2 separate regions of the Homo sapiens genome follow, and region 2 is linked to region 1. Evidence: chromatin loops called from intact Hi-C (ENCODE). Cell type or tissue: CD14-positive monocyte. All regions are shown on one strand. Region 1 has its middle 7.3 kb from the start of SLC25A6. Region 2 has its middle 13 kb from the start of IL3RA.

Region 1 (2,500 bases):
CATCCCAAAGTGCTGGGATTACAGAGGTAAACCACTGAGCCCAACTGGAACTGTGATTTTGATAGTACCCACAAGGCAGGATTCTCTTAAAAACAGCTATGCCACCATGTATTACTGTCTATGAAGTTATCTCCAACACTCAGCTTGCTGAGAGCCTCAGCATTTCAAGATTGTGCAGGACTGGCCAGGCACAGTGACTCATGCCTGTCATCCCAGCACTTTGGGAGGCCGAGGCGGGCGGATCACGAGGTCAGGAGATTGAGACCAGCCTGGCTGACACGGTGAAACCCTTGTCTCTACTAAATACACAAAAAAAATTACCGGGCTGTGGTGGCAGGCGCCTGTAGTCCCAGCTACTCAGGAGGCTGAGGCAGAGAATGGCGTGAACCCGGGAGGTGGAGCTTGCAGTGAGCTGAGATTGCGCCACAGCACTCCAGCCTGGGTGACAGAGTGAGACTCTGTCTCAAAAACAAAAAAACAAAATTAGCCGGGCATGGTGGCGGGCACCTGTAATCCCAGCTACGTGGGAAGCTGAGGCAGAATGGCTTGAACCTCGGAGATGGAAGTAGAGTTGAGCCGTTACCACACCATTGCAGTCCTGCCTGGGTGACAAGAGACTCCATCTCAAAGAAAAAAAAAAATCAAGGAGTAAACTTGTTGGTCTTTGAATTGTAACTTTGGAGAACCTCCCCGCCACTACCGAATTCCCCAAAGTCCAGTGTACCATGTAGGATTTCACTTGATCCGCGGAGGAAACCATGCCCCAATTACTAGGTTAAAATCTATTAAGTGCCGGGCGCGGTGGCTCACACCTGTAATCCCAGCACTTTGGGAGGCTGAGGGTGGATCACCTGAGGTGAGGAGTTCGAGACCAGCCTGACCAACACAGTGAAACCCCGTCTCTACTAAAAATACAAAAATTAGCCGGGCATGGTGGCGGCTGCCTGTAATCCCAGCTACTTGGGAGGCTGAGGCAGGAGAATCGCTTGAACCCAGGAGGCGGAGGTGGCAGTGAGCTGAGATTGCGCCACTGCACTCCAGCGTGGGGGACAGAGCAAGACTCCGTCTCAAAAAAAATAAAAAAATAAAAATAAAAAACTATTAAGTATCAGGAGTGAAAATACATCCAAGAGTGAATGAAGCAGTGACCACAGCTCCAGGCAGGAACTCGGAGCCCAGGTCCCCGTGGGTCGAGGCTGTTTTGTGGAGGGTGTGCAGGACCCACAGGGCTGATGGTGGAAGGTCCTGCTTTGCCACTTGCCTCTGGGCCGAGTCACGTGACCAAGACGAGGGCTCACGGAGCTTTCCTGATCTCTGATATCATCGGGACACAAATGAGGGTTTCTACCTGGCCAAGTGCAGAGATGTAGAGTCTGCCTTTCGGGCCAGGAGCGGTGGCTCATACCTGTCGTCCCACCATGTTCGGAGGCTTAGGTGGGCGGATCATTTGAGTCCAGGAGCTCGAGAGCAGCCAGGTAGGTAAACATGGTGAAACCCCATCTCCACTAAAAATACTAAAATCAGCCGGGTGTGGTGGCGCATGCCTGTAGCCCCAGCTACTTGGGAGGCTGAGGCAGGAGAATTGCTTGAACCTGGGAGGCAGAGGTTGCACCACTGTACTCCAGCCTGGGCGAGAGCGAGACTCCATCTCAAAAAACAGATTCTTTTTACTATGGCTGGGATTTCTGGAGAGCACGGGAGAGCCGGCTCTGGAACCCCAGGGCTGTAGTCTCTGTGGCCCTGCCGTGCGCTGACACCAAGGCCCAAGGTTCGGCCCGGTAGAGATTCAACACGGCTTTTCTTGCCCCGCAATGAATGTTTGAGCAGAAAGAGCTTGAAGGAAGCTGTCGTGCCTCGCGGTGGGTACCCCTTGTGGTGGATTCTCACGGGTGAACCCGCGGACACACAGCTGCCACTCTGGGGACCCCGACCGACTCCACTGTTCATGCTGGAATGGGGGCTGGAGTGGCCCTCGGGAGCTACAGGAGGTGGAGAGGAACGCAGGGTGTCACGCCTGTTTCAGTTTCCCCAAGATTCACGCTGAAAACGCCCCTCTCCCAAGTGATGGCGTTGGGAAGTGGGGGTCTTTGGGAGTCATGAGGCCTCATGGATGGGATCAGTGCCCTTACAGAAAGGACTCCAGAGAGCACCCTGGCCTCATCCATCATCTGAGGACACACAGGGAGAAGGCGCCATCTAGAAGCCAGGAACTGGGTACTCACCAGAGACTGAATCTACCATACCTTGGTTTTCTGGGACCTCCAGCCTCCAGAGCTGAGACATGAGATCATACAAATGCTCTCAGAGAGGGTACAGTAAGTGCAGGTGCCCTGGGGTCCTCCAGCATTTATCAGGGAGCCCGGCTACACTTCTGCCAGCCTTGGTTTCTACCCCCCGCCTCTTCCCAGCTGTGACCCTGCCCTCTGTGCCCCAGGGGTGCTGGGGAGGAGGCAGCACTGCAGACCAGGAACGTGGGCCAGCCACGGGCAGAGCGTGGCCC
Region 2 (2,500 bases), 61 kb before region 1:
GTGTTAGCCAGGATGCTCTCGATCTCCTGACCTCGTGATCCGTCCACCTCAGCCTCCCAAAGTGCTGGGATTACAGGCATCAGTCAGCACACCTGGCCCACTTACCATCTTAACTGTGTGTGTTTGTTTTTTTTTTTTTTTTTTTTGAAAGGTAGCTCTCCAGAGAAAGACCCTGTAAGTATCTTTTTCTTTCTCAATGACATCCTGTGATTGGGCCATGAGTCACCTCCAAGTTCAGTGCTCATTTCATGGAACTGTTTAGCTGTGGGGCCCCACTGAACCCTTTGTGGTCACGCGGCAGCTCTCGGAGGAGCCACGGTTCTCCTGAACGCCCCTGGCTCAGCTACTCAACAATCACACAATGGACAGAGCGACGTCCTTCCTCCAAAGCTGCCCACTGAGAGATTTTCAGGTCAAAAATTGTAGTGCGTTGAACAGTGACCCTTAACATTTATGTCCACGTTAACCTCAGAATGGGACATTATTTCAAAATAAGGTCTTTGCAGATGTGATGAAGGAAAGAATCTGAAGATTGGCCGGGCGCGGTGGCTCACGCCTGTAATCCCAGCACTTTGGGAGGCCAAGACAGGCAGATCACGAGGTCAGGAGATCGAGACCATCCTGGCTGACACGGTGAAACCTCATCTCTACTAAAAATACAAAAAATTAGCCGGGCGTGGTGGCGGGCGCCTGTGGTCCCAGCTACTCGGGAGGCTGAGGCAGGAGAATGGCGTGAACCCGGGAGGTGGAGGTTGCAGTGAGCCGAGATCGCGCCACCGCACTCCAGCCTGAGCGACAGAGCGAGATTCCGTCTCAAAAAAAATACAATACAATACATTACAATTATAAAATAAAATAAAATAAAATAAAATATAAAATGGTCTTTGCAGATGTAATGAAGTAAAGAATCTGAAGATGAACCGGGAGCGGTGGCTCACGCCTGTAATTTCAGCACTTTGGGAGGCCGAGGCGGGCGGATCACCTGAGGTCGGGAGTTCAAGACCGGCCTGGCCAACATGGTGAAACCCCGTCTCAGGGTGAGCCACCGCACCTGGCCCCAGTTCCTGTTATTAAACGTCCATAGTTACTAGTCGGGACTGGCAGGGATGGCTGCAGAGAGGAGCATGTCGTCAGTCACTAGAGGGCAGCAATGTCCCCCACCTTCAGGCGACCGGATTCTCACATCTGGGTGGTGGCCACAAGGACCTCCCAGCAGCTCTCAGGTGGTGCTAGTGATGCTTCCATGGACCGCACCTCGAGAAGTGGGAAGAGCTTTAGAAGCTGTCTGGGCTGGGTGTGGTGGCTCACACCTACAATCCCAGCACTTTGGGAGGCTGAGGCAGCAAGATCTCTTGAATCCAGCAGTTTGAGGCTAGCCTGGGCAACATAGTGAGACCCCCATCTCTTAAAAAAAATGCAGGCTGGGCGCAGTGGCTCACGCCTGTAATCCCAGCACTTTGGGAGGCAGAGGCGGGCAGATCATGAGGTCAGGAGATCGAAACCATCCTGGCTAACACGGTGAAACCCCGTCTCTAATAAAAATACAAAAAATTAGCCGGGCGTGGTGGTGGGCGCCTGTAGTCCCAGCTACTCGGGAGGCTGAGGCAGGAGAATGGCGTGAACCCGGGAGGCCGAGGTTGTGGTGAGCCAAGATCACCCCACTGCATTCCAGCCTGGACAATGGTGTGAGACTCCGTCTCAAAAAAAAAAAAATGCAAAAATTTAGCTGGACATGGTAGCATGTTCCTGTTGCCCTAGCTACTGGGGAGGCTGAGGTGGGAGGATCACTTGAGTCTGTGAGGTGGAGGTTGCAGTAAGCTAAGATCACGCCGCTGCACTCCAGCCTGGGTGACAGAGTGTAACTCTGCCTTTAAAAACAAAAACAAAAACAAAACAGAGGCCAGGAGGGGTGATTCACGCCTGTAATCCCAGCACTTTGGGAGGTAGAGGCTGGAGGATCACTTGAGGTCAGGAGTTAGAGGCCAGCCTGGGCCACATAGCAAGATCCTGTCTCTAAGAAAAAGGAAGGAAGGAAGGAAGGAAAAAGAGAAAGGAAAGAAAGAGAAAGAAAGAAGGAAGGAAGGAAAAAGGAAAAGAAAGGAAAGAAAAAGAAAGAAGAGAGAGAGAAAAAAGAAAGAAAAAGAAAGAGAAAGGGCAAGCAAGCAAGCAGGGAGGGAGGGAGGGGAGGGAAGGAGGAGGGAAAGAAGGAAGGGAGGGAGGGAGGGAGGAAGGGAAAGAAAGGAAAGAAAAGAAGGAAGGAAGGAAAGAAAGAAAGAGAAAGAGAGAAAGAAAAGCAAGAAAGGAAAGAAAGAAAAAAGAAAAAGGACATAAGTGCTTTGGCCCCACTGTGGATGGAGAGGTTGCTTTTGCCCAGCAGGGCCGCTTGGGCATGACCAAGAAGCACTCTCGTTGCCACCTAACAAAGGCCTGTCTGAGTCGGGACCACGCAAGATGTGGACGCACGCAGGGAAAGCTGTCAGCAGCTTACACCCATGAAGCC

Evidence for each region. Peaks named below come from ENCODE experiments on the same cell type or tissue, not always from the same donor. Only the 100,000 strongest peaks of a DNase experiment are listed, where the experiment ranks them.
Region 2: it touches region 1 in a loop (6-fold over the local background); 10 of 110 quality-filtered maps call a loop at or near these places.

The regions. Positions count from the first base shown.
Region 1 is chrX:1,383,575-1,386,074 of GRCh38, forward strand. No RefSeq gene overlaps it. Among named protein-coding and RNA genes, the nearest start is that of SLC25A6, 7.3 kb to the right of the region's middle. In CD14-positive monocyte, no CTCF peak of the experiment used is centred here; no DNase peak of the experiment used is centred here; H3K27ac peaks cover 656 bases.
Region 2 is chrX:1,322,314-1,324,813 of GRCh38, forward strand. It overlaps a transcript of CSF2RA not described here. Among named protein-coding and RNA genes, the nearest start is that of IL3RA, 13 kb to the right of the region's middle. In CD14-positive monocyte, CTCF peaks have their summits at 1,106 (motif pointing right) and 1,313; DNase peaks (open chromatin) are centred at 258 and 1,108.